Linked DNA regions of Homo sapiens: regions 1, 2 and 3 are each linked to region 4. A link is a contact called in ENCODE Hi-C or POLR2A ChIA-PET data. All regions are on one chromosome and are shown on one strand. Each heading gives the region's core, a stretch centred on a gene start or an enhancer-like site at or near the end of the contact. The rest is flanking DNA. Distances are from core to core; before and after follow the strand shown.

The links. Hi-C counts contacts between places; a loop is a spot of excess contacts on that map. ChIA-PET counts read pairs that join two places held with the same protein, here RNA polymerase II (POLR2A). Pooled maps may share reads with other maps.
Region 1: a map of endothelial cell of umbilical vein shows a loop between it and region 4 (7-fold over the local background). The contact joins the promoter of LINC03108 here to the enhancer-like site in region 4. A Hi-C loop is called at or near these places in 15 of 168 maps with a recorded cell type or tissue (B cell, CD14-positive monocyte, CD4-positive, alpha-beta T cell and 8 more), 37 of 37 single-sample maps with no recorded cell type and 18 of 50 pooled maps. POLR2A ChIA-PET finds 5 or more read pairs at or near these places in 17 of 52 experiments (AG04450, CD4-positive, alpha-beta memory T cell, GM10248 and 11 more).
Region 2: a loop to region 4 is called in a map with no recorded cell type, with 9 times the contacts of the local background. The contact joins two enhancer-like sites. A Hi-C loop is called at or near these places in 8 of 37 single-sample maps with no recorded cell type and 9 of 50 pooled maps. POLR2A ChIA-PET finds 5 or more read pairs at or near these places in 5 of 52 experiments (GM10248, activated CD4-positive, alpha-beta T cell, activated T-cell and 2 more).
Region 3: a loop to region 4 is called in a map of GM12878, with 6 times the contacts of the local background. The contact joins two enhancer-like sites. A Hi-C loop is called at or near these places in 1 of 168 maps with a recorded cell type or tissue (GM12878), 12 of 37 single-sample maps with no recorded cell type and 3 of 50 pooled maps. POLR2A ChIA-PET finds 5 or more read pairs at or near these places in 7 of 52 experiments (BJ, GM10248, HEK293 and 4 more).

Annotation. Positions count from the first base shown.
Region 1 is chr1:234,977,168-234,983,717 of GRCh38, forward strand. LINC03108 (long intergenic non-protein coding RNA 3108) reads right to left here and starts at 3,609. Exons shown (of 2, transcript NR_186308.1): 1 at 3,489-3,609; 2 at 1-3,176. RefSeq lists an enhancer at 2,368-2,871.
Region 2 is chr1:235,043,779-235,051,053 of GRCh38, forward strand. No RefSeq gene overlaps it. Among named protein-coding and RNA genes, the nearest start is that of LINC01348, 22 kb to the right of the region's middle. RefSeq lists enhancers at 3,601-3,650, 4,364-4,658, 7,216-7,275. Within about 2 kb of position 4,518, at least 29 of the 41 ENCODE cell types and tissues checked have a DNase peak (open chromatin) inside an H3K27ac peak, as active enhancers do; they include endothelial cell of umbilical vein, where a contact is called at or near this core.
Region 3 is chr1:234,697,816-234,705,063 of GRCh38, forward strand. No RefSeq gene overlaps it. Among named protein-coding and RNA genes, the nearest start is that of LINC01132, 23 kb to the right of the region's middle. RefSeq lists enhancers at 2,395-2,644, 2,427-2,721. Within about 2 kb of position 2,221, at least 12 of the 41 ENCODE cell types and tissues checked have a DNase peak (open chromatin) inside an H3K27ac peak, as active enhancers do.
Region 4 is chr1:234,839,482-234,846,226 of GRCh38, forward strand. The region is part of intron 2 of LOC107985365 (a long non-coding RNA gene); the gene reads right to left. Among named protein-coding and RNA genes, the nearest start is that of LINC02961, 83 kb to the left of the region's middle. RefSeq lists enhancers at 2,694-2,763, 3,563-3,682. Within about 2 kb of position 5,175, at least 15 of the 41 ENCODE cell types and tissues checked have a DNase peak (open chromatin) inside an H3K27ac peak, as active enhancers do; they include CD14-positive monocyte, CD4-positive, alpha-beta T cell, GM12878 and 2 more, where a contact is called at or near this core.

The DNA of each region.
Region 1 (6,550 bases), core at 2,359-4,858, 140 kb after region 4:
CCCTAAGTTTCTGCTTTCTGCTGAGGGTAGAGGTAAGGAGAGGCTGAGTAGGGAGGGTTTGGGAGGAGAAAATGAAGAAGAAAAGATGAGCTCGTTCCCGTTCCTCTTTTCCTGTACTTCTCTACTTTCATCTGTAGATCATCTAGAATAACTTGCAGATGGCTATATGCTCAGTGAACGTGTTGAGAGGCTGTATTCATTTTCCCGGGCTGTCATAACAAAGTACCACAGACTGGCTTAAACAACAGAACTTTACTTCTTCACGGTCTGGAGGCTGGAAGTGTGAGGTGTAGGTGCCGGCGGGGTTGGTTTCTTCTGAGGCCTCTCTTTGGCTTGGAAATGGCCATCTTCACCCCATGTCCTCAGATGGGCTTCCCTCTGTGTGTGTCTATGTCCTCATCTCCTCTTCTTAGAAGAACACCAGTCATATTGGATTAGGGCCCATCTTCGTGACCTCATTTGTACTTAATCACCTCTTTAAAGACCCTCACACTTGGCCAGGCACAGTGGCCCACACCTATAATTCCAGCAGTTTGGGATCACTGAAGTGATCACCTGAGGTCAGGAGTTCGAGACCAGACTGACCAACATGATGAAACTCAGTCTCTACTAAAAATACAAAAATTAGCCCGGCGTGGTGGTATGTACCTGTAATCCCAGCTACTTGGGAGGCTGAGGTAGGAGAATCACTTGAACGCTTGAACCCGGGAGGCAGAGGTTGCAGTAAGCTGAGATCACGCCACTGCACTCCAGCCTGGATAACAGAGCGAGGCTCTGTATCAAAAATTAAGTAAATAAATAAATAAAGACCTTATCACCAAATAAGGTCACATTCTGAGGTCCTGGGGGTTAGATATTCAACCACAACAAAAGCAGAGCAGGAAGAGATGTAAACAAATGTGCAGAGCCCTGGCAGAAGCTTGGCACTGTGCCAGGCAGGAGAGAGAAAAAGTGGGAGAGACATTATCTCAACGTGATTGAATGATGAAATGATAGCCCTGGTGAGTGAGTGAATAGGTGGATGGATCAATCATGAATGAATTGAATGAACATCAAAACTGCTCCCCGAATCCAGAGGACTCAACAAACTCCAGGCATACCAAGTCCAGAAGCCGAGTCCAGAGCTGACAGCCTATTCCCATCTCTATCTCCCACGGAGCTGCAGAGATCATTAGGGAACTAACGTGGCCACTGCTTCATGCCCACAGAGGCCCACCAGCTCTTTCCTAGAGCAGAACCACCGTGCAGAGAGGTGAGGCACTCCCAGATGAAATCCAGGCCTTCCCCATCTGTGAGCCCTTTCCCAAAGTGGGCTCACAGCAGCCCACAGTCACAAAGCAGAACTGAAACCCCCTACAGGCAGCATCTCAGGTCAGCTGTGCGGACAGCGCTACCTGCCACAGGCCACACCAGCTGCAGTGCGGTGACGGGTGGTGTTCTATGCCTGGGATAGTGTCACCCTGCCAAATGAGAGTGAAAGTCTCCACATCCTCCACGCCATCCCCTCAAAACACTCCCGGTGCCCGAAACTGTACCCCTAAGTAAGGAAGCCAAATTAGAGGAACAGAGAGGGAACATGCCCCTGAGCTTTCTCATCAGTGCATTCTTCCACGCACTGCAGATAATTCAGCTACGTCACTCAATTATGATTGTCTGTGCTGTGAGTGTTTACTTAATCAATCTTCAAAGAGCTTTCCAGATGGGTGTTTTGGTGACTAAATCAAGGTCAGAGTTCCTCCTGCAATCAAGCAGAGGCAGCAGGGGGCAGGCCCAGCTGACAGTCATCTGATCTCCGCAGCTGTGCACAAACTTTGAACCAGTCCAGTGTCTCTTTCAGGCTCCCCATGAACCCCAGTCCTTAGTCCACTCCTGAATTGCAACAACACACAACACAAATGCACACAGCGATGCCTCCCTTTCTTGGATGACTCTTTTATATCATGTTCCTGCACATTCTCCCTCCAGTCCAAACATAAGCAAGTTGCACAGCGTATCCATGAATCTTTCCTTTATTACAGAATCTGCACTCCAAAAGCACTGGCTTGGTATTTCCTCTGCCCCGGTAGGGATTTTTATGGGGTTTTTATTTGGTTTCATTTTTGCCATGCTTCTGAGAATGGTTCTTTTGTTCTTCCTTCACTCACCGCTTAGATCCTCCAAGGCATTCCACTCAGAAAATCACACGGCTGCTGCCCCCACTCCAAAAAAAGGGAGCTGAGAAAAACCCCCATTTTCCTATGGATTTTCAAGCCAAAAAACAATGGGCTCTGTGGACAGATGTCACCCCTCCCCCAGGCCATGCCCCTCACTGCCAGGCAGGGGAAGCAGAGGCGAAGGAGGAGGGCCCACTGCGCCCTAGGACTTGGGAATAGCTCTCAGCACCACGGTGGTGGGCTCCATTGTATGTCTTCCAGGACAGGGGCCCCTTCTTCTGGAAAGTACCCCCTCCCTAGCACAAATCAGAGTCCAGATGTGAGCAGGCATCAGTTCAGCTCTTCCCAAGCCGCAGTGTTTGAGCCAATGATGGTCACCTGGCCCCAGTGAAGGCCGTGAAGGCCCCTCTCTGTCCCTTTCTGGCAGTGAAGTCATGAGGTACAATAAGCAAAAGCTGCCATCGTGCACATTACCTGCCATAGAGAGGAAGCTTAGCAAAGAGATTTAGATCAGTATTCAGAGGAAGTTGAGGCGTGAGAAAAGAGAGAGCACGTGGCAGTGTTGGCTCCCAGTTGCAGGTGTCCAGGGTCACACAAAGCCCCCTTTTAAAAGCCCAGGCTGGTTTGACTTGCATTTCTCTCTCTAGAAGCTCTCAAGTCCTTGTTGAATATGGCAGTGACTGGATGCTGGCCATCCTACCTGAACTAGACCAGCCGAGCCTCTGCTCTGGCCAAGCAAATGGGAGGAGATGGAGGGAGAAAAGAGGAAATGGGAGAGACTGGGCCGGAAGAAGAACCCCTGTCCAAGGTGATGGAGGGCGTCGGAACACAGAACACCTGTAGCAGTTTTGCAGAGGGCTTCCAATTCTTTATCAAGCCTGCACCCGACTCTTAGGTTATACAGTCTTAGGCACAAGCAATTATCTGAATAATTGGAGTGTTTCTTAGAAGAGGTTTTAGGTGTCAGCAGCGATGTCTGTTCAGACGGCACACTAGTGACAGATCCTTGGAAAACTCCATGCTCTAGAAGAAAAAGCCAATCCTGACTTTTCACTTCGGAATGTCTCAGCTCCCCACCTGACCCTCTCCTATCGTATCATTGGCTAAATAGACAAAGGGACCACAAGAAAACTACCTCCTCCTTCAACTGCCTCCTCCATCAGTCTAGCGCCTGCCTAGGTGGAGCCCCTGAGAACTATGCTGCTCCCCCAAATGCAACTCCCACAAAGGAGGGAGCTCTTGAGGCAGGCACAGATCCAGGATTTGCCTCGGCTCTCTATGTCACTAGCCTCTCTCAGCTGAAACCACAGGAAGGCCTCAGGTCAGAAGGCTTACCCAATGTGAAGCAAGGTCATAGGGTCCAGCTGAGCCCCCTCACTCATCCAAAGGGGTCAAGGGAGGGCCAGCGGCTACAAGGGGTCAGAGCCTCAGGTTTGACTCCAAGTTCAAAGAATCTAGCTAAAGCCACACTGTGCCCCCTGGCACCACCCTCAGAAACAGATCCAATCCTGAGTCAGAGAGGAAGCAGACACTCACTGAATCACGCATCCACTTCCTCCTACCCACAGCCGCTCAGCCAAGACCAGCAGCCGCTTCCAAGGGACAAATTAGTGACTGACACTCGGAAAAGTTGATGCTGTAAAGGAGAGCAAGCAGGGCGCCACGCACGCGGTGTGAACCACCAGGACCGAGTTTACTGTGGCTCCCCACCCCCTGCATTTTTCAGAGTAAAACTGCACATTTTGTAACAGCCCCTATCCTGTCCTGCACTGACCTTGGCTGTGTTATTTTTCACTTCCCTGTTCAGAACACAGCCACACTTTCCAAATGCCATGAATCATCACCACCGAGCAACGGCCATTTAGCAAGGCAGGAAACCACTGCGCACCAGGCCTGGAAGGAGTAGCTCCCTGCAGTGGGCCTCTCCCACCCTGGCTGTTCGTCGTGGCAAGAGTCCACCACGGAGGCTGGCAGGGCAGAGTTGCCACCCCATGTTCTCAGTTTCTCCACCATCGTCCCTGGGGGCTTCCAGTTCCCCCTTGCACTAGGTCACAGGCAGCGTTAGCCATCTTCTGACTTTCCCGAAGCCTCTCTTGGTTGCATTGGCTGAAATGAAGCTGTCACCTTCCAATCTCGGAAGGGAGAGAAATTCTTGGTGACATTGGCTGAAGTGAAGCTGTCATCTTCCTATCCCAGAAAGGAAAGAAATGGGGAGACCCATTCGAGACCAAGGGAGGCCAGGCGCCATGGCTCACGCCTGTAATCCCAGCACTTACGGAGGCCGAGGCAGGCAGATCGCTTGAGTCCAGGAGTTCGAGACCAGCCTGGGCAACATGGTGAAACCCCGTCTCTACTAAAAATACAAAAATTACCCAGGCTTGGTGGTACATGCCTTTAGTCCCATTTACTTGTGGGGCCGAAGCAAGAAGATCCCTTGAGCCAGGGAGGTCAGGTAGATTAGATCAGGTGGATCTTGCACAGACATCAACAAGACATGGGACGTGCATTCTGCCTGCAAGTGGCCTTGCAGTTATAGGCAAATGTCATCCTGTCATCCTTTATGACCAGAGCCATGCAGGCTTCTAGATGCCATTCAACCAGTTCCTGAAAGTAGTCACCGGTGAGTCCATAAATCAATCAATCAACAAAATATTATTACCCTCAAATGGTTATCAAACTGTTCTGTGCTAGGCACCTGGCACCATGGCTCTCTGAATAACATATGTCTGCCTTCATGCCAGCCTTAGTTCCTCATGTAGTAATGATATCCTCATATGAAGTCATTATTTTTGCCTCTATTTAACCATAAACAGTACCATTCAAAAGTAAAATGATCTAGGAAAGGCAAATCAATACAACAATAAAACATCAGTTTTAACCTATCAGATTGGCCAAAACTTTAAATATTGTCAATGGCTAGTGTTGGCCAGAGAGTGTGGAAATGGGAACTCTCCTTATTATTGGTAGATGTTTAGTGTTATACATTTTCTGGGAGAAATTTGACCCTGTACATTAAAATTATTCATGAGTACTCTTTGTCTTCTTAATTTTAAAACTAGGAATTTATTCTCAGTTGAGCCACCAGAAAAAAATTGCACAGATAGTCATCACAGTGTGGCAAATAAATCTAAAAAATAAATAAAGCTGAAACAACCTAGAAGTGATTGAGTCAGTGACTTATAGTATGTTTAATCATATGCTATGCAACCATTAAACATAATGTTGGAAATCTACATCCAAAGCCATAGGAAGATATTCACATGGATCATTCTGATAGATAAAAAGTAGGAGCTGATACAACATTTGCAGCCCATTTATGTAAAAATGTTGTTGTGAGGGCGTATTCATAAAAGAGACACCTGGAGGCTTATCAAATCGTTGACAGTGGTCACCTCTGCAGAGTGGGATTTGGGGATGATTTTTACTTTCCTCACATTTTCTGTATGTCTTAAAATTGCCTACAATACATATGAAGCATACTTACAGTCAGAAAATATACACACATTGGCCTGGCGTGGTGGCTCACGCCTGTAATCTCAGCACTTTGGGAGGCCGAGGTGGGTGGATCACCTGAGGTCAGGAGTTCGAAACCAGCCTGACCAATATGGTAAAAACCCGTCTTTACTAAAAATACAAAAATTAGCCCAGCGCAGTGGCATGCACCTGTAATCCCAGCTACTCGGGAGGCTGAGGCAGGAAAATCGCTTGAACTAGGGAGGCGGAGGTTGCAGTGGGCCGAGATCATGCCACTGCACTCCAGCCTGGGCAACAGAGCAAGACTCTGTCTCAAAAAAAAAAAAAAAATTTAAAAAGAGAGAAAATATACACACATTTCTTTTCATTTTAAAACCAAATGCAACACAAATCTAAAAGCTGTTTGCCTAACAGATCATATCTGTGCAAGATAAGTTTTACATGTTCTCTTTCTGATGGAAGATGTTTCTGCGGACATTCCACCAGAAGGTCGTGGGTCCTAAGCTGTTTTTCCAGAGCTCTGATAGGCTGAACTGAATTATGTTCACACTCTCTTACGCAGCCCCTGTGTGGCAACCTGATGGATCAGGATGGCTGACCAGGGGTGGAGGGGTAGAGACAGGGACATGGCAGAGTTTTCTCCAACAGGTGCCAAGTATCCAGTGTGGTAATCAAATCCCAGCTTGGAATTAACTAAATTAACTACCACAGACCTCTCTGGGTGGCCAAGCAAATTCAGACGTTTTGAAAATATATAACTCACAACCTCTCTCTCTCCTCAGCTCCAGAAATAAATTCCAGACCCTTGGAGATCACAAAAACCTAAAGCCAGAAAGATCCGTAGGCAGTCATGTATTTTGGACTCCTCGTTTGACGTTTGAGGGAACCAAGGCTCAGAGAAGTGAAGTGACTTACTCAAGGTC
Region 2 (7,275 bases), core at 3,268-5,767, 200 kb after region 4:
CAACATGGTGAAACCCCATCTCTGCTAAAAATACAAAATTAGCCAGGCATGGTGGTGCACACCCGTAATCCCAGCTACTCTGAGGCAGGAGAATCACTTGAACCCGGGAGACAGAGGCTGCAGTGAGCTGAGATAGCGCCATTGCACTCCACCCTGGGCAAAAAGAGTGAAACTCGGTTTCAAAAAAAAAAAGTGCCTGGGACCTGTTGTTAGGGGTTAAACTATGCTCCCCGCTCCAAAAAATTCATACGTTGAAGTCCTTACCCCCAGTACTTAACAATGTGAGTATATTTGGAAACAGGGTCTTTAAAAGGGTAGTTTTAAGATTTAGTGAGTAGTTAAGATTTAGTGAGGTCATTACTGTGGGTCCTAATACAATTTGACTGACATAAGAAAAGGAAATTATGACACAGACAGCCAGTCGCAGTGTCTCACGCCTGTAATCCCAGCACTTTGGGAAGCCAAGGCAGGCAAATCACGAGGTCAGTAGTTCGAGACCACCCTGGCCAACATGGCGAAACCCCGTCTCTACTAAAAATACAAAAATTAGCTGGGCGTGGTGGCGGGCACCTGTAATCCCAGCTACTCAGGAGGCTGAGGCAGGAGAATCGCTTGAACCCAGGAGACGGAGGTTGCAGTGAGCAGAGATCACACCACTGCACTCCAGCCTGGGAGACAGAGCGAGACTCTGTCTCAAAAAAAAAAAAAAAAAAAAAGACACAGACACACACAGGGGACAACCACATGAGGACACAGGGAGAACAGGACCATCCGCAAGCCAAGGAGAGAGGCTGCAGGGGGAGCTGATCCTGCTGACACCTTGATCTTGGACTTCCAGTCCCCAGGAATAGGAGAGACTCAGTTTCTGTTATTTAAGCCCCCTAGTCTGTGGTACTTTGTTACAGCAACCCTTGCAGGGAACAGTCTTCAGGCTGATAATCCTAGAGAAAGCTTGGCCCCCAAGGCTGTCCCAAATCTTCCCCAGTTCCCCCCAGGACTATCCATGTAAGAGAGACTTAGGCTCACTCATCTGAGCCAGTGACATTATGGACCCAAGAATCAAAAATAAGATGAGTTGGGAGTGAGTACGAGAAGACACAAATTTTCTTTCAAGTCATTGGTGCGGGTTTGGGAGTGGCAAAACGGGGGATGGAACTGTTTTAGTAAAGAAAAAAATAATCAAGCCATGCTGGTAGATCCCTAAACAATCTCGGCCTGTGATGACTTTGTCATTTTGAATGATATCTTTACTGATATTTGTCAGTTTCTTCTATGAACTGCAGTTTTCACAGGTAACCCTGTGAACAAATGGGTTTCCTGTGAACCAGCACGCCCACATCTTTAGAATGTAGCCAGGTCTTCTGATTTTTCATTCCCTATTTTGGCAGTCAACAGACAGGCCACTTGTCTTCGCTGCTAAGGTGGAAGAAGTAGATAAAAGGATTTATTATCTGAACATTCCGGAACCTTCCAAACAAATCTGTTTTTTATCCCCCTCTAAAAGCTGGGCCACATTTTGCAAGATGAGAAGTACATTTTCTTTCTAAACCAGCTTGTCCATCTCTGCTTGGTTTACACAAGCATTGACTCCTTATTGAATGACGATCTACTAACCCACAGAGTAGGAGATTGCTATATCAGCACAGCAGTTGCACGCTGAAAATCCAGAGGATGAAGTGAGTTTGCATCATTCATCACTAGCATTCCGTGGTCACGTTGCAGCATCTCCATCACCAGCCACCCACTGGCAGGTCCTTGGGCTGTGTGAGAAGGGGACGAGATCAGCGTCCAGGGTAGAGCCCAGAGGGAACCACAGGCAGCCCCTCTGCTCACAAGAGGGGCCCATGCTCCCCACAAATGAGGCACCCCGTGGCTGGGGCACCAGGCTCATCAGGCAGATTTCAGCCCTCACAGTTTGCACAGCCTTAGAGCCCACACAGCCCTGGACAGCATCAACCACTATGAACTCCACAGCAAAGGTAGCAGAGTGTTCAAAGTGATGCTTTGGGTTCCAAGCTACTTTCAATGGGACGGGAAATAGTCTAGAACCTGATCCACAACCTGTGAGCCTTCTCACCATCCCCACCAAAAAATATAAAGAGTGGGCCAGTTGAGAGACATGATTTTGAAGAGAAGATTGCCTGAGGGGTGTCTCTGTGGAGAAAGCTGTGCTTCCTGAAGGGAAGTGGGGGCCTCCCCTCACCTCAAATTCGTGGGTTTCCACAAAGCTTCTCAGAGAGCTCACCCTGGGATTCCCTCTCACTGATGGCAGAGAAGGCCAGAGCCCTTACCATCCAGGAAATCCAGACGGTGGGTGTCAGGCTGCAGGAGGCTGATGAAAGCCCCAACCGTGTCAGGCCTAACCCCTGGAGCCTATAAATGTGGCCTTATTTGGAAAGAGGGTCTTTGCCAATGTGATTAAATGAAGGATCTCTGGATGGGGAGATTATCCGGGATTAGCCCTAAATGAGATTACATGAACCCTAAATGCAGTTAGCCATTTCCCTACAAGAGAGGGGTAAAGGGAGGTTTGCCCAATGCAGAGGAGACGGTGATGTGACGCAGAGGTGGGGACTGAGTGATGCGGCCACAGGCCAAAGGTTGTCGGCAGACACCACGAGCCGGAATCAGCAAGCTGGGGATTCTCTCGACAGCCGCGGAAGGAGCAGGGCTGTGCCCACACCTTGATTTCAGCCCCCTGATCGTGGTTTTAGACTTCCGTCCTCCAGGACTGTGAAAGAATAAATTTCTGTGTTAAGCATCGTAATTTGTCGTAATTTGTTAGAGAACCACAGGGAACTAATGTACAGGATGACTACTGCCTGCTTTTTAAATTATTTTATTTATTTATTTATTTATTTATGAGACAGAGTTTCACTCTTGTTGCCCATGCTGGAGTGCAATGGCACAATCTCGGCTCACTGCAACCTCTGCCTCCTGGGTTCAGGCAATTCTCCTGCCTCAGCCTCCTGGGTTCGAGCAATTCTCCTGCCTCAGCCTCCCAAGTAGTTGGGATTACAGGCATGTGCCACCACACCCAGCTAATATTGTATTTTAGTAGAGATGGAGTTTCACCATGTTGATCACGCTGGTCTCGAAATCCTGACCTTAGGTGATCCACAAGCCTCAGCCTCCCAAAGTGCTGGGATTTTGGGCATGAGCCACCACACCTGGTCCTGCCTGGTTTTTTTAAATAAATTTTTGTGTGTGTGGACTGGGCACAGTGGCTCAAGGCTGTAATCTCAGCACTTTGGGAGGCAGAGGCAGGCTGATCACTTGAGGTCAGGAGTTCAAGACCAGCCTGGCCAACATGGCAAAACCCCATCTCCACTAAAAGTACAAAAATTAGCTGGGCATGGTGGCGTATGCCTGTAATCCCAGCTACTCAGGAGGCTGAGGTAAGAGGATTGCTTGAACCCAGGAGGTGGAGGTTGCAGTGAGCTGAGATCGCACCGCTGTACTCCAGCCTGGGCAACAGAGTGAGACTCCGTCTCAAAAATAATAATATTTATTTTTGTAATGACATGGGGTCTCACTATGTTGCTGATCTTGAACTCTCGGCCTCAAGTGATCCTCCCTCCTCAGCTTCCCGAAGTGCTGGGTTTACAGGAGTGAGCCACCATGTCTGGCCCTGCCTGCTTTGATGCCAGAACCAGGAGCATGCAGTGGGTTGGGGTTGGCCTCCCTCCCAGAGCTTGCGGGGGCAAGCCACACAAGAGGGTCAGAACCAGCTGAAGCCACACAGAGAGGTAACCAGCATGAGGTCTGCTAGGGGCCTGACCTATAAGACCACCTGGAGGGGCAGAAACCCTAGCAGCAAAAAGCTCGAGGTAAACCCAAGGGACCAAAGCAAAGAGTCTCAAATGATCACCAATAAGAGACTCCAGGAAGTGCAGACCCACATGGGAGCCCCGGCAGGAGAGAGGGCAGCTTTCAACCACAGCCAGACCCAAAGGATGCACAGCAAGCTGCCCATGCACCTACTCGGGTGAGAGCTGTCCTGGGCCCTAAAACCCCTCACCCAGCTCCAACCTTGGGAGAAGGGGCACAAGGAGCCACAGGAAAGGACAGAAGCCAGCCTCATCCCTTTCCCATGCAGACTTCCAGCCCTAAGCAGCCTCAGCTGGAGCAAGAAGAATGGTTTGAAGTTTTGACTAATATCTTGGCCTGGACATTGAAATTCCAAATGGAGACTGGTTTTTTTTGTTTGTTTTGTTTTGTTTTGTTTTGTTTCCATTTAAAGCAACCATCAGACAGACTATTTCCTAAGAGGAGCAGAAAAGTCCAAGCCTGCCAGGGTCTGGGAACATGAATCCGGCTGAATAAACTTCAGAGGGGCAGCACAGGACAAAAGCTAAAGTCGCCTTCCAATTGCATTGCAAGCTGTGCTCGTTCCACACACCGGTTGCACACAGGCTGGTGAAAACATCTTCAGTGGAACTGAGAGGAGCCAAGTTCCCGTGAAAGGAAAACATGCAAATCTGTTTTCAGTATCACTTTTAAGCTTCCTGAGTGGAGTCTTTGGCCTGGAATGACTCGCATTGACGTCAGCCCGAGGCAGCCATATCGCAGCAGCTGCCATCCCTTCCTCACCCGCGGCCTCCGGGGCAGAAGACACACTGGTTTTGTTTCATGGGAGATTAAAAACAGTTGCTGCTGTATCCATAATTCACAACCCCTGTGATCACCGGGGCCAGGAATACTGAGCAAAAAGCACAAGGCGTCCACATTAAAACCAAGGGCAGCCGGGCGCAGTGGCTCACCCCTGTAATCCCAGCACTTTGGGAGGCCAAGGCGGGCGGATCGCCTGAAGTCAGGAGTTCAAGACTGGCCTGGTCAACATGACGAAAACCCTGCCTCTACTAAAAATACAAAAAAATTAGCTGGGCGTGGTGGCTCATGTCTTTAGTCCCAGCTACTTGGGAGGCTGAAACACAAGAATCGCTTGAACCCAGGAAGCGGAGGTTGCAGTGAGCCGACATCATGCCATTGCACTCTGGCTTAGGTGACAGAGTGAGACTCTGTCTCCAAAAAAAAAAAAAAAAAAAAAAAAACACCAGGCCTGGTGCGGTGGCTCATGCCTGTAATCCCAGCATTTTGGGAGGCCGAGGCAGGCAGATCACCTGAGATCAGGAGTTCAAGACCAGCTTGGCCAACATGGCAAAACCTATCTCTACTAAAAGTACAAAAATTAGCTGGGCGTGGTGGTGGTGGGTGCCTATAATTCCAGCTACTCAGGAGGCTGAGGCAGGAGAATCGCTTGAACCCAGGAGGCGGAGGTTGCAGTGAGCCAAGATCGCGCCACTACACTCCAGCCTGGGCGACAAGAGCGAGACTCTGTCTGAAAAAAAAAAAAAAACAAGGGGAGACCCATAAAAAAGATGCCAGAGATGGGGATCATGGTCAGCTGGGACCCCGCCCAGGGCACTACACGCTTGCTGGTTCTCCTGAGCCTCAAGGCGATGGGATCTACACCACACATCTGAGGCTCTGATAAACTGCTGGAAACATGGGCTTATGCATGATGCTGCTTTGTTTTACGGCACTCTGTGAGGGAGACAGGGCAGGTACCCCACAGCCCGGAATGGACTCCTCTTGCCTCTGGTCTCCTACCAGAGCAGCAGTCCCCCAGGAGGAGAAAACAAGCTCCTTCCCAGGGCTGCACTGGGGCTGGTGGCAATGGTGGCAGTGTCGATGGTCATGTGGCCTGCCTTGCACTGGTGGCCAGGACCCTGACTCTACTTTGAATCTTCTGGTTCCTTCCAGCATCCAGGACAAGGCCCTGGCAGTAAAGCCCAGCTCCACACGGCTCCTGCAGCATGGAGCTGGTTCTCCTCCAAAAGTCCTGAGAGATGTATCATTTATCAAGCTGGTAGATAATTCTGCCCCTTTCTGTAGTGCCTCTCAGACATATCCCATAGGTAATTGTTGCTTGAAGCCTCTATTAAAATGTGAGGCGACAGAAGCCAGTAGACTGTGTATCCCTTTCCTTCGTTTACTCTCAGGTTAAAATGGTCTTTCTGACTAAGCCAGTGATTGGGGCATAAGGGAAGGAATGTGAGTGTGGGGAAAGGGAGGTGGGGGAGAGGGCTGGTGTGCACTGCTGCACTCCCTGTGGTTTTGAGATCCTTCAAATAGAAGCTGTGAATATGTGGCTGGGTGCAGCGGCTCATGCCTGTAATCCCAGCGCTTTGGGAGGCCGAGGCGGGCGGATCACTTGAGGTCAGCAGTTCAAGACCAGACTGGCCAACATGGTGAAACCCTGTCTCTACTAAAAGTACAAAAATTAGGTGTGGTGGCGGGTGCTTGTGATCCCAGCTACTCGGGAGGCCGAGGCAGGAGATTTGCTTAAACCCAGGAGACGGTGTTGCAGTCAGCCGAGATCACACCACTGCATTCCAGCCTGGGCAACAGAGCGAGAGACTTTGTCTCAAAAAAAAAAAAAAAAAAAGCCAGGTACAGTAGCTCACGCCTGCAATCCTAGCACTTTAGGAGGCCAAGGCGAGTGGATCACCTGAGGTCAGGAATTCGAGACCAGCCTGGCCAACGTGGCGAAACTCCGTCTCTAGTAAAAATACAAAAATTAGGCTGGGCGCGGTGGCTCATGCCTGTAATCCCAGCACTTTGGGAGTCCGAGGCGGGCGGATCACGAGGTCAGGAGATCGAGACCATCCTGGCTAACACGGTGAAACCCCGTCTCTACTAAAAATACAAAAAAAAATTAGCCAGGCACAGTGGCGGGCGCCTGTAGTCCCAGCTATTCTGGAGGCTGAGGCAGGAGAATGGCGTGAACCTGGGAGGTAGAGCTTGCAGTGAGCCGAGATCGCGCCACTGCACTCCAGCCTGGGCGACAGAGTAAGACTCCGTCTCTAAAAAAAAAAAAATATATTAGCTGGACGTGTTGGCATGCACCTGTAATCCCAGCTACTCAGGAGGCTGAGGCAGGAGAATGGCCTGAACCCAGGGGGGCGGAGGCTGCAGTGAGCCTAGATCATGCCATTGCACTCCAGTCTGGGCGACAAGAGTGAAACTCCATCTTAAAAAAAATAAAAAAATAGAAGCTGTAAACATATGGCTGTGCCTCAGGACTGCCCGGCTTCAGCACTGCTCTGAAGTCAGGGCCGGCAGAGAGCAGAGCTTACTACCAGAGGACGTGAGTGTGAATCCTGCAGCTGGCTGCACCACTTGTCTGAGCGGGACACCAAGCCCAGCTCTGGCTACTGCCACTGCTTCTCCCTAGGGGCCTGCCCCAAGCCCCACTCCTGGGCTGAGGTC
Region 3 (7,248 bases), core at 971-3,470, 140 kb before region 4:
TTTTCTTCCCTTCCCAGTCACTCTATTCTTTTGCTTCAACTGCTCAGCAAGTCCCATCCCTGGGTGAATCCATCGGTCTGCCTCAGTTTCTTCATTCAGAAAATGGGTATAAGTAGAGCTACCCCATGGGTTGGCATGCTGCTGAAATGAGATATGCATGTTAAGGGCATGGCTCCGGGCCTGCAAGCGGCACCCACTCAGCAAATGGCAGTTCTCTACACCCTATGATCTCTCCCTCTCTACCGTATCTTCCCTCTACTTACAAACAGGTTCTTTCTCCTACTTTTGAAAAATCCTTTAAAGCTACAGAACATCCCTCCTTCTCTTCATCACCAAACATCATGAAAGACTCGTGTGCTCACTGCCTCCTCTTCCCTCAGTGTCCACATTCCCACCACCACTGTGGTCTAATTTCAGCCCCATCATTCCCCTTCTCCACCCCCATCCTGCCTTGCCTCCTGACTCTAGTCTCTCAAATGCAAACCCTCAGTGTGATCCCCTATGCTTTCCTTATTTTTTCTCCCTATATCTAGTAGGTCACTAGATTTGGTCAATCCTGTCCCAGAAACATCACCTGGCTTTGCATTTCCACCATCTTAAAGTCAGTTCCCACCTCCCACACCGTCTCGGATCAGGACCATCATGACTTGTCTCCCTGCTCGGTCTTGGCCTCTCAGATCCATCTTCACACCCAACTCTGCTTAAAACTCTCAGGGGTCCTTCATCATCTCCAGGACAATGTCTGAACCCCTAAGCATGGCACATGGGGTCCCGCCTGTGGCCTCACACTTACCCTGCTGGGGTCCATGCACACATGAGTGCAACGCATGACTTCCACACCAGGCCCCGATCCCCTGCCACCCTCCCTCTAGCTAGACCTCCCTTGCCCTTTCACTTTGGATTACACTCCCTGTCCTCCCATAAGACCCAAATCAAGTATCGTTGCCTTGGTAAAGGCTTTCCCAACCGCCTGCTCAGGGGCCCACAGCACTTTGCTGACACTGTAACTTACCTTCGGGAATGTAGCCTCCTCCACTGCAGTAGGCTGCAGATGGTGGGGATCTTAACCAGGGTGACGGCCTCAGCACTTGGCATGGAGTCAGGCTCATAACAGGTGACCAAATACCACATGCTGTGCAATTAATAAAATGAAGGAAGATGCCGGACGCAGTGGCTCAAGCCTGTAATCCTAGCACTTTTGGAGGCTGAGGTGGGTGAATCACTTGAGGCCAGGAGTTCAAGACCAGCCTGTCCAAAATGGTGAAACCCTGTCTTTACTAAAAATATTTAAAAAATTATCCAGGTGTGGTGGTGCATGCTTGTGATCCCAGCTACTCAGGAGGCTGAGACAGAAAAATCGCTTGAACCCAGGAGGCAGAGGTTGCAGTGAGCCGGGATCGCTCCTCTACACTCCAGCCTAAGTGACAGAGTGAGTGAGACTCTGTCTCAAAAAAAAAAAAAAAAAAGAAAGAAAGAAAGAAAGAAAGAAAGAAAGAAATGGGCCAGGCATGGTGGCTCACTCCTGTAATCCTAGCACTTTGGGAGGACAAGGCAGGCAAATTGCCTGGGCTCAGGAGTTTGAGACCAGCCTGGTCAACACAGTGAAACCCCGTCTCTACTAAAATGCAAAAAAAAAAAAAAAAAAGATTAGCCAGGCATGGTGGCATGCACCTGTATTCCCAGCTATTTGGGAGGCTGAGGCAGGAGAACTGCTTGAACCAGAGAAGCGGAGGTTGCAGTGAGCCAAGATTGCGCCAGTGCACTGCACTCCAGCCTGAGTGACAGAGCGAGACTCCATCTCAAAAAAAAAAAGAGGGAAGAAATGCTTTGAGAACCGCTGAACCCAGAGGAGGCCCCATGCCTGTCCCCACAGTGATACTTCACTATAGACATGAGGGCTAGAGAAAGTCCAGAGGCTGCAAAGAAGGTCTAAGTTTGGTTCAGCTAGTGCTTCTCAGCTCACTGAATTGACAGGCTTCATGGAGAGGAAGACTTTGCCCCACATAGAGGTGAGCCACAAGTGTGCACTTATTGCCATGTCTGTTTAGGGCAGGGCCATACGGAGATAAGCATGTCAAAATAAGCCTTGAGAGTCTAGCTAAGCAAGAACTAGGACAGGTTGGAAGAGGGAGGCACAGGACAGAGAAATAGCCCATTCAGCTTTGCAGACACTCCCCTGGTGGGCTGAGCCCTGTGGCCCTAGTGGGTGGAGGTTTCCCAAGACAAATTCCACGAAGGGACTTTGGAAATCCAGAGGCCTGACCTGAAGGCAAACTGGCAAAGCAGTGCATCGCCAAACAGCAGACCTTGTGGTTTACAGCAAAGACCAAAGGGAAGCTTAGGATTTGGAGACCTTCATGGCAAGAGTAATGAAAATAAAATCTGCTCTGCTCAGAGCAGTTCGGAGAGAAACAGGCCCAGCCACATGGAACCAGAACAGATGGGCTGTACAGGAGGGATGTTCATCAGCACTGCTATGGGGGAGGGAACATGCACAGGCTTGCATGTCCCCGTCAGGGATTCTAGGTGACACTATCAACATGTGACAGCTGACACGGAGGTGGCATCAACAGAGGTTAATGGATGACTCAGAGGCATTATTTATTACTGTTATTTTTGCCCTCCCTCACAGTGGTTTATAGAAAGTGCTTTGTCAAGATTTCCAGACCCAGCCATGTACAAATGACATAAGGCAGATTCTCAGGGGAGCCCCTCTCTGACTCAGGGCTGTGAGCTAGCAGGCAGCAGGGAAGCACAAAGCGTTGACTGAGCAGCACCAAATCAAAATGGCAAATGATACTCTGGCCCCTACCACAGCAAGCAGGCAGCCTAAAGCCCAAGGGACTGGAGAGGATGGGTCAGGATGGGTCCTGTACCCATCTGCCGCAAAGGAGCAAGCATTCTTCAAGGTGACCAAACCTGGATTTGTTTAAAAATATCAGCAAGTCAGGTGCCCTAGTAATGGCAGTACATATAAATTACACTTGGAAACATTTGCCAAAGGACTGATCAATCCCATGATTTATTCAGGGTGATCTATATCAGCAAAGATGGTAGAAATTCCAGGCCATTGCACAGAAAGTTTAACATGTGTGGTAGAACTAGGATCTTTCTCTTACTAAAAGGAACGCTCTAACGAGAGTGATACTGCAGCAGTTTTTTCTTTGGATCTATCTATTTACCTACATATCTATTTATTTATCATCTATCTATTGTTGGAGACAGGGTTGGATTGGGCAAGAAGAAAAGGCATTTGCCTGGATGTGCATCAATAGATAATAACAGAAGCTTTCTAGAACCTCAGAATCTTTCCCTTTATTCATGTATTTGCATGTTCTGTTGTTTCTTTCTTTCTGCTGTGTGTGTGTGTGTGTGTGTGTGTGTTTGTGTGTGTGTGTGTGTGACAGAATCTCCCTCTGTCGCCCAGGCTGGAGTGCATTGGTGTGATCTTGGCTGACTGCAACCTCCGCCTTCCAGGTTCAAGCGATTCTCCTGCCTCAGCCTCCTGAATAGCTGAAATTACAGGCGCCTGCCACCATGCCCAGCTAATTTTAATATTTTTTAGTAGAGACGGGGGTTTGCCATGTTGGTCAGGCTGGTCTCGAACTCCTGACCTCAGGTGATCCACCTACCTCGGCCTCCCAACGTGCTGGGGTTATAGGCGTGACCTACCACGTCTGGCCTCTTTCTGCTTACTTTTGAGGCACAGGTCCTTCTTTTGGATTTAGAAACCCAAAGGGGTGAGTGATCACATTATGACTTGGATTTTTAGTTCCCTGAGTCTGAACTTGCCTACTAATATGCTATCATATGCCCAAATTATTTTTGTGCAAAGTTCATCAAGCTTCTCCAGGAACCAAGGGAACCAGAAGATGGGTTTTGTTATCGCTTACAAGCTGACCCTGGAGAAGGTCACTGAGCCACTGGGGTGTTGCTTGAGCTGTAAGTATCTCTGTGGCAAGCTCCAGAAGTCAGTGATATTCTGAGATGGGCATAAGTATCTTGAGAGGAACAAACCCATGCTGAAGTGGGGTGGGGCTCAGGACGTGCTTTCCCTTGGGCACCATGTTGTTAGACCACTTGTAGTGTGGTTGGCCATGTTTCTTTACACCCGCACAGCCTCATGATAAATAGTCACTGCTAGCAGCTACTCTGCACCATCTGGGGCCTGTAGCAGCTGGAAAAGTGATGAGGTAAGGGTGAGTGGCTAGAAGGGAGAAGGGGCCAGAGGGTGTCCAGGCTGCCAAAACCAATCTGAGACGATCATAAGCATGGCCCAGCTTCTTCTTATGAACTGAGTTTTCCTTCATTATGAGCCAAACCCAAATCGTACCCTTTGCAGAACCTACCTATCTATTTGGGGCATGAACTGCATGCACAGCTGTGCTTGTGATAAACAGGTTAGATCTGGAAGATCTCGGAAGAAAACATAATCTGGGCTGATGCAGTCCAGTGGTTTCTCAGCCAAGGGGGTTGGATAGAGGCAAGGCCAGGAGAAGAGGGAACAAAACTTGAGCTCATCGTACCAAAGGGACACAGCCTTAAGGACAGCAGTATTCCAATCACATGATAGCATTACAGGAAACAGTAAATGGAGAAGCCAATGAGAAGGCCTAGGATACTTCTTTGGAAAAACCTAACAAGGCCCTTGAGCCTCAGCCAGGATTATACAAGGCCCGTTCGCACTTGGCTGAAGACTTGACTCTGGGGAGAACTTATGATCAAACACTCCCTGGATATGTGCTCATAGGAATGATGAACATTTCTGATTCTGGAGCTACTCTGGGGCCAAGCAGAGATCCAAGATCCCTTTGGTCTAAGTAAGCAGAACAGGGGTCCTCCCAACCTCCTGGCCCTCATGTGCAGGGAGGTTGTTGTCAGCTCATGACTTCAAGTTGGCTGCACCAAGCTTCTCATGACAGTCTGGAGAGCTCGTCTCGGTGTTACAGGCAGTAGTCATCGCAGCTGGGTTATGAGAGGGTAACAGAGTCAGGGAAGAATTTAGGGCACTGGGAGGAATTAAAAGATAGGCTTCATCAGAGTCACCAGCGCTTTCCTGCTTTTAGGATATGTAATTACAATGTCTGTATTCAGTTAAAGATCCAGCTTCCTGTACTGACTCAATCCACAATAGCCCTTCCCTCTGGCTGCATTTCTATAGTACATGCATTGCCTTGAATCGTTCCTGAATATTTCCTGTACATACCACACTCTTTTCATTTTATTGTATTTCATTTTATTGACAGAGTCTTGCTCTGCCACCCAGGATTTAGTGCAGTGGCATGATCATAGCTCAGGGCAGCCTCAAACTCCTGGACTCTCATGATCCTCCCATCTCAGCCTCTTGAGTAGCTAGAACTACAGGTGCACATCACTACACCTGGCTAATTTTTTTTCTTATTTTTAGTAGAGGTGGGGTCTCCCTATGTTGCCCAGGCTGGTCTCGGACTCTTGGCTTCTAGAAATTCATGCGCCTTAGCCTCCCAAAGTGTTGGGATTACAGGCATAAGCTCACCGTGCCTGGCCTCTTTTTATTTTAATAATCCTATTATCTCTCTTGCTATGTGCCTGTAATGGAATTTGAAGAGAAGTAAATAATAGTTCTTGTCATAAAGGAGTTTATAGTCCAGTGAAAGAAATGGGTGCATAAATAATAGCATCACTAAGGAAGAGCAGAGACGGAGCCTTGGGGGCTAGATTGGCCAGTGGGGTTCACAGGCGTAGGAACTGGACTAGGATGTTTTTCACCAGAGACCATGGGTGTGATTTTATACCAAAAGCCGGAAGTATAGGACAGATGAGGCATTATTGTGGAAAATCATATAGAAATCTAAAACCAATGAAGCTAAAGTGGCCAGAAATTGGAAATAAAGGGGTGGGGAACAAAGGATAGGAGACCTGGAGCTGGGAACAGTGAAGAGGGGGCTGGAGCTCCTGCCTAAAAGAGCTGGTGTTCACAGCTTTTGGGGGCCACCAGGAAAAAGTATGTGGGTCAGCTGGACTTGAGGGATCAGGGATAGAGTGACAAGAGGAAAGAGATTTAAGGGATGCTTACGAAGCAATTGGATAGCAGGCATGAAAGAGAAGGAGGCACTCAAGATAATCCTGAGGTTCTAGCTGAAGGCTGCCCGGGAGATCATGATGATCACATAAACTGTTACAGAAGCAAGCTTGAGGGGGAAGGGGATGAGTCCATTTGGGTCATGTTTATTAAAGGTTTTCAAGGGACATCCAGGTAGACTCACTGCTTGATAGGTAGTTGGAAATACAGTTTCTGCACCCCTAAGGTTTAAGTCAAGACTGGAAATCTGCCTCTGGGAGTTGTCAGCCAGGGGAAGCAAACGATGTTTGCTCAGAGAAAGTGAAGAGCTGGTCCCAAGACTGAAACTCAGAGATCATCACATCCCAAGAGCAGGCATGAGCACAGGAGCCATCCCGGTGCTGGCAGAAGCTGAGCCGGAACAATGGCGGAACACTGAACCGTAGCAATGTGGAGGATGGGAAAGTAGGGACAGTGAATGCAGCCTTTTTATAAAATGAAGATTGGTGCCAAAGGGAAGGGGTGAAGTGGAGCAGTAGTTTGAGAGGAAGGCAGAGTTGCTGACACATTTTTGAGAATCATCAGGGTCTAGTCATGTTTGCAGGACATGGAAAAGGGGCGCCAGATGAGGAGACAGGATTGAGGGCTGAAGATAGAGCTGCGCTCACAGAGGGCTGGAGGTCTCAAAGGAGGGGCAGGGAGGAGTCAGGTGGCAAGGTAGCCTCTAAAGAGCTTCCACCCTTCTGTCTCTAAGGTGAAAGATGGATAGAAGCTGGGTGAAGTGGTGGAGCTACCAGGCAACAAAACACAACCCTGCTCTTGGGAGTGTGTGTGTGTGTGTGTGTGTGTGTGTGTGTGTACGCGCACATATGCGTGTATGTAATGCAAACCATGCTATCTTGCACTTAGGGGTCAGTCTCTCTACGTGTTTCGACCATGGCCATTTCCTCTCCCTTAGACAGCAATCTCATTGAAGGCACGAACTGTGGCTTCAGCTTCTTTTGTCGTCCCAATAGCACAAAGTGCAAGAATTGAGTGAGTCGTGGATGCACCTGACCCTGATCATCATTGATTGCCTTCTGTCTCTCAGATGACCTAGGTAAGTCTTTAAGAAGCATGGAGTATCAGGACTCATCATCTTTTGAGAGCTGGGCTCTGCCTTTGAAAGTTATTTGTATCATCCTGGCACATCTTGCAAGCATTAATTT
Region 4 (6,745 bases), core at 3,925-6,424:
CCACGGCGGCACTAGATTAGTCACATCACCTACATTAGCTCTGATCCTCACAATAACTCTCAGAGGTGCTGGTGAGAGCTTCTATTTCTCTGTTTTACAGATGAGGAAACTGAGACTTTGGAAGTTTACCCCATTATCAAGGCAGAGAAGCTAACTGTTCAGCAACACTCACGTGGCTCTTTCCATAGTGTAGAAATTGTGAGATTACACATTCTGGTCCCCTATCTCAGGGGTCCCCAAACCCAGAGCCACAGACTGGTACCAGTCCTTGGCTTGTTAGGAACTAGACCACACAGCAGGAGGTGAGCAGCAGGGGAGCAAGTGAAGCTTCATTGGTATTTACAGCCACTCCCCATGGCTCGCATTACCACCTAAGCTCTGCCTCCTGTCAGATCAGCAGCAGCATTACATTCTCACAGGAGAGTGAACCCTATTGTGAACTGCGCATGTGAGGGATCCAGGTTGCTCCTTATGAGAATCTAATGCCTGATGATCTCTCACTGTCTCCCATCACCCCCAGATGGGACCATCTAGTTGCAGAAAAACAAGCTCAGGGCTCCCACTAACTCTACATTATGGTGAGTTGTGTAACTATTTCATTATGTATTATAATGTAATCATAATAGAAATAAAGTGCACAATAAATATAATAAATATAATGTGCTTGAATCGTCCTGAAACCATCCCCCTCACCACCCCAGTCCATGGAAAAATTGTCTGGTGCCCAAGAAGTTTGGGGGCCACTGCCTTACCTCAGCAACACATGACTAGAAGTGATATGTATCACTCTGGGCTAAGGTGGTAAGACATGCCCTCTCTGTCACCTTCCACCTCCACGCAGAATTCTCCAGGGCCTTAGGAGATGGCAGAGTCACATCCTGGAAGGAGCCTGGATCTCTGAGTTACCACCTGGAGGGAAGCCACCCACTGACTTGAATGAGACATAAGCATCAGTGGAAAGGCTCTGAAATTTGAGCATTTATTTGTTACTGCTACTAGTGTTACCCTAAGTCATGCAACAACTGAAAGGCAGTGCCAGAAGGCCATTAGGTTTCAAAGCATACAGAGTAGCATGAAGACACCAGGGCCATTAGTCTTTAAAGCCCGTGCCCACATAATCATAGCAAAATAGCCCCCAAACCATACTATAAGTCTACTGTTTACCTATGGTCTTACCCAGCCACCAGCCCAGAGTGGGGCTCTGGACTGAAGCCAAGTGGAGAAACAAGTGGCATCAATGCACCTAGCATGCCCCCAGCTATGCAACACCTCCCCAGCCACCCTTCTCTGCACAGGAGCTGAAGGTGAGCATGGCTCCCCAGACAGACTATCATGGCCAGCAGTGTCAGCAGGAATCTCTATCCCAGGGAAGGCTCTGAGAGCTCTAGCTTTACCTCCAATCCTCCTCCATCATCAAACTCAGCACTGGCTCTGCCTGGAGTCATATTTACATAACCAAACATGACCCCCACCACACTTCCAACCCACCCACCTCCCTGAGGCCATTGGCGGTGTTCGTGGCATCCTTCTTGCCTGCCACAGTGGCTGAGCTGAGCTGGGGCCACTTCCCACACTGACTCATGCCCTTGGCCCTTATCTAGTCACACTGCCCAATGGGGAATGTGATGAGCTCCCTGAGAATCTTGAGGGGGCTGTCTAGTCCCAAAGGGGCTGGAGACTCTGGATAGGAATTTGGGCTATAAAAATTCTCTACATTTTAGAGGATATTTTATCTCCTATAAAGCTCCCAATGTTTTATAGATTTGGCCCTGTCATAGTGATTGGCAAAACTGGATCTGACAAAAAAAATTTTTGAGCTATGCCAATAACTGTGATTCCTCTTTGTTACTCATTGAGTGTAAGGCGTGGAGAAATATTGTTTCTGCCATTCACCAGGTATAGGCTTTGAAAGAGCAGAGGTGGGGTCTGTGTGTATTTACCACTGCATCATCAGATCCAGATCTCAGCAGACTGCCTGGAACACGGCCAGTGCTCAGAAATATTTGTTGTCTAAGAGTAAGGGGCCCTCTTCATGAGCCATGGAGAATTGGAAAGCCATAATTTTGGAGGAATATTAAATTTTGCTTCAAACATAGGTATAGTCTTTGGCTAATTTGTCCAGACATGGTCCCTGCAAGTTCGAAAGGGATGTGACAGGTAACCCTACAAATAAGGGAAAAGATGCAAAGGGAGAGGATTCAAGCATTCCCGAAGACATCTGGGACCACAAGGAGAGGAAGCATTAATCTCCGAACTGTTCATTAACCCCTGCACTCCCAGACCACGCAATTTTCTAACACTCTCTCAGGAGAGGAGAGCGTGCTGGTGACAGATATAACATCGCGTGAGGCATCACAAGAGTTAGTAAGAACCAGGTCACTGCCCACTGCCTGATTTCTATGAAGACAGCATAGCTGGTCAGTGGTCAAAAAACAGAAGTGGGCCCCAACCCCGGAGACAAATGAGGAACTCCCCAGTCAAAGCCAATCGCAGTCTACTGGGGGATGAAAACAATGTACTTATGTGGTAAGCCTATAAAGAGGTGCTTTTCTGATATTTTCTAAAACCTAAGCTTTTTTTTTTTTAATTCTACACAAGGAAGTGTTACACAGAGGCCCTGTTACAGCTGTTGCTTCACAAAAGTTGCATCAGTTTTCAGTGGCAATATTAGCATTTAACTGTGCTAGAGCACCAATAGACACACACATCCTGAGAAATCAAGTAATTCATTTCCTCTTTCAATTCTAAGTATTTCATTGATGCATCCTTAAGTCTCTACGAAATGTGTTAATTTCCAGGGAAGAAAGGTAATCAGTAATGCTATTCTAAAATAAAACAACTAATTAAATTTTTTTTAAAAAAGAAGACAGAAGTAGAATCATTGCGACTATTTCTTGATTAAGTAGCCTAAGTACATTCATCAGTGGTGTCGTTTTCTGGTTTCCAACAACATAATTTTGTTTGTTGATTATTTTATCCAAAGATATTGCTATACTAAATATCCTGCCAACAGATGTTTCCTCCGGTTTATAGATGTTCACACTTGGTCCCAGACTCTCTTCTAGGTGCTGAGGATACAGCCGTGGACATCTAGCCCCAGTGCAGCTTGTATTCTGATGGGATAGGAGGTGAACCCCAGCAACTGAGCTCCTTTGTTCATGGCAATAAGCCGCCCAGAGCTGACTCCCATTCGGCTGACCACACTGGCTGTGAGCTGCAGCATTTCGGCTTCACGTCCAGGACCTCAGAAGTACAGCAGGAAACTTGACCTAGTCCTCTTCCAGACTTCAGGCCCTTCCCTAACCCCAGCAAGACCAGCCAACAGGTTTCAGCTCCCAACACAGGGCGGATCTCAAACATAACAGGTGACTCAAATGCAGTCTGCGATAGAGTTGGCGCTTTGATGAGTGTCTGGCCCCAGGAGAAGGATTTCAGAAAGCTCAGTTCACAGCACACATCTGGAGGGGCATCCTCAGGGCTTGGGTTTCTGGCAGGCATCTGGGCTGAGGGACTAGCAGGGCTGTCTATGCGCTCACACAGGAAGCCCCGAGAAACATGCCACCCGTGGCAGCCAGCTGGGCTTTCCGCAGAGCCAGGGTTCTGTCCCACTTGTGAGCTGCTTATCTCATCCTCCACCCACACCCCAGGGAGGCAGTGAAGGGCTTTCAGGCAGGAGCAGCCTCATAAGCACTATAATAATGTCAGTTGACTTGAGTTGACTAATATCATGACAGCGTGTTGCAGTCTTCAGAGAAAGATACTAAAATGGTTGTGCTATTACGGATCTCAGAGCATTAAGGAAAGTTGACCAGCTTTCACTGGGCTGAACCAAGGGGTGAAGCAGTCAGAGACAAGGCTGGGACTTTCCTGTTTCTGTAAAACATACTTCTTTCCATTCAAAAAGTTTTGGACAGGCAATATGCAAAAAGACAACTGCTGAATGATTCCACTTGTATGAGGCACCTAGAGGAGTCAAAGTCACAGAGACAGAAAGTAGAATGGTGGGTGCCAGGGACTAGGGGGAGGGGAATGAGAAGTTCGTGTTTAATGGGTACAGTTTCAGTTTGGAAAGATGCAAAGGCTTCCGGGATGATGGTGATGTTTGCACCATAATGTGAATGTACTTAATGAATGCCACCAAATGGTACGCTTAAAAATGCTTCAAATAGGCCAGGTGCAGTGGCTCATGCCTGTAATCCCAGCACTTTGGGAGGCTGATGTGGGCGGTTCACCTGAGATCAGAAGTTTGAGACCAGACTAACCAACATGGAGAAACCCCATCTCTACCAAAAATGCAAAATTAGCTGGGCATGATGGTGCACGCCTGTAATCCCCGCTACTCAGGAGGCTGAGGCAGGAGAATCGCTTGAACCCAGGAGGCAGAGGTTGTGGTGAGCCAAGATCGTGCCATTGCACTCCAGCCTGGGCAACAGAGCAAGACTCTGTCTACAAAAAAAAAAAAAAAGCTTCAAACGGTAAATTTTATGTTGTGTATATTTTACCACAATTAAAATGTATGGAAATATTTATTCTGATTCTTCAGTTAGATCATTTGTGGGTTAAATATGCCCCATGTAGCATTTCTTTCTGTAAATATACTGCCCCATCCCCCACATGGTATTAGACTGAGATTCCTAAGGGTAGAAACTATTTATCATTCATCTTTTTAGCCCCACTCCACCCAGTACAAAGCTCTATATAACATACCACTGGATAAATGTTATTTAAAGAAAAAAATGGATGAACAAGTGAACTCAGAATTCCCATACCGTTGCACCACGTTTTTTTCTAAACATGTGTTCACAGAATAGTAGCAGCAACAATGAGCATTATGAATGCCCTGTATTCAGAGTAAATAAGACTGTCAATCCAAAAGAAAAAGAAATAGTTAAGTGCATATATCTAGCCATATTGAAAGTTTCCTACCCTAAGTCCCCAGACAGCCCTCACTTGACTCTCATGAGTAGTAGGAGTGATAAACGAATGAATAAATGAATGACTTTTCTTCCTGGTCCACAGGCTTAGATTTTCCCAGTCTGGATATCAAGGGCATTCCATGCAGTGAGACTTTAAAGTCTCTAGAGAGGGACAGGAACCACCTGAAGTTGTTTCAGCTTAGACGTCCCTTTCCTTAGTAGCTCCTTCCTCCAGGGTGAGGCAGGAAGTGATCGCCAGCTGCCTCCCTGTTGACCAGGCTATGAAACCTTTTACAGTCACTTGGCTTCACTTCTGTGCTGTTTTTTTGGGTGAAGACTTTCTCATTTTCTGGTAAAGCAGATATTTAAGGGGCAGGAAACTCAACATCAAAAGACCGGAACAGAAGAGAGAAATCCTTGCATTATTCGGAACCAGCGAGTATGTATGGTGCAGGCAACTGAAACACCCTCTCTCTCTGCCTTTTTTTTTTTTTTTTTTGCATTGAACACTCTCAGTGTCTTCAAATTCCTAAGATTTTTTTCTTAACATCTCACATTTTATTAAATAAATCCAACCGCTGTGTATCACCGTCATTCTTAGCAAAGAATACATTAGCTATTTTCTTTGCAAAACAAAACCTAACTCTCATCTAAATAAAATCTACATGCAAAAGTAAGTGATATTTTCTGATCAGTACAATAGAATTGCCGTAAGTTTGGTCAAGGCTCTTGGCCTGCTTTCTAAAGATGTCCCTAGTATCTAGAGAGATCTCAAAATCTGTAATCATCGTGGGAAAACTTTTTCTGTGTTCAGAAATTCAGGATGACAAGAACTATCATTTTGGCAATATCTTAGAGGAGAATCTGAAAAGCTTCTGGCCACAGAAACGCCTAAATATGCTGTAGAAAAATAATAAGTGTGGTGTTAAAAGCACAGCTGAAATGAGTGAAGGAAATCCCAGAGACTGAGTATAAAGAAGGTCTGAGCACAAGAAAAAGTGCTGACACTTGGCTGCCTGAGCAGTGGGAGATCCGCTGAGGGAAAACAAGGTCACCTCAAGTTTCATAACCACAGACCACACTTCACATGGGTTTGGAGCTTAAGTTTACTCACCTGTATGGTCTAGGAAAGCTACGTCAATTAATTAACATAAAAGGAGTCCCAATATCACAAGAGCACTTGCCAAAACAAATAAAAAACTTCTCTATAGAAACCAATCTTCAACCTCTGCCACACAAGATTCCCATAGTGAGCACATTCTTTTAAATAGAAGCTCACAATCGAAAATTACAAAATGCGTTTAGAGACATGAGCAAGAGTGCACTACAAACAAGAATAAACAGACACAACGGGCGGCACAGGTAATGAGTCCCCAGAACCCCCAGAACATCAGCTAATAGAACTATCAGAAGGAGGATATGAATTGTTGTTAACATAACTGAAATGTAAAAGGAGAAATCAAAATTTTGAGAAAATAAATTTAAAAGACCAGGCATATTTGAAAAAGTACCATATGTTACCTCTAGAAATGAAATGTGTAACATTAAAAATAAAAACTTAATAAACGGGGCAAAGATTGCCAAAGAGAGAATTGATCATCCAGGAAGTGGTTTGGAAACAAATTACCTAGAATGCAACACAGAAAGATAAAGATATTTCTTACATGAAAGAGAACTTAAATACATGGAAGATGAAATGAGAAGCTCTAGCATGCATTACATAGGAGCTCCAGAAAGAAAGAATGGGGTAAGAGGCAATATTTTAAGATAGTGTCTGACAGTTTTCTAGAACAAGATGAAAATCAGATTCAGGTAGCATAATTAGTTCA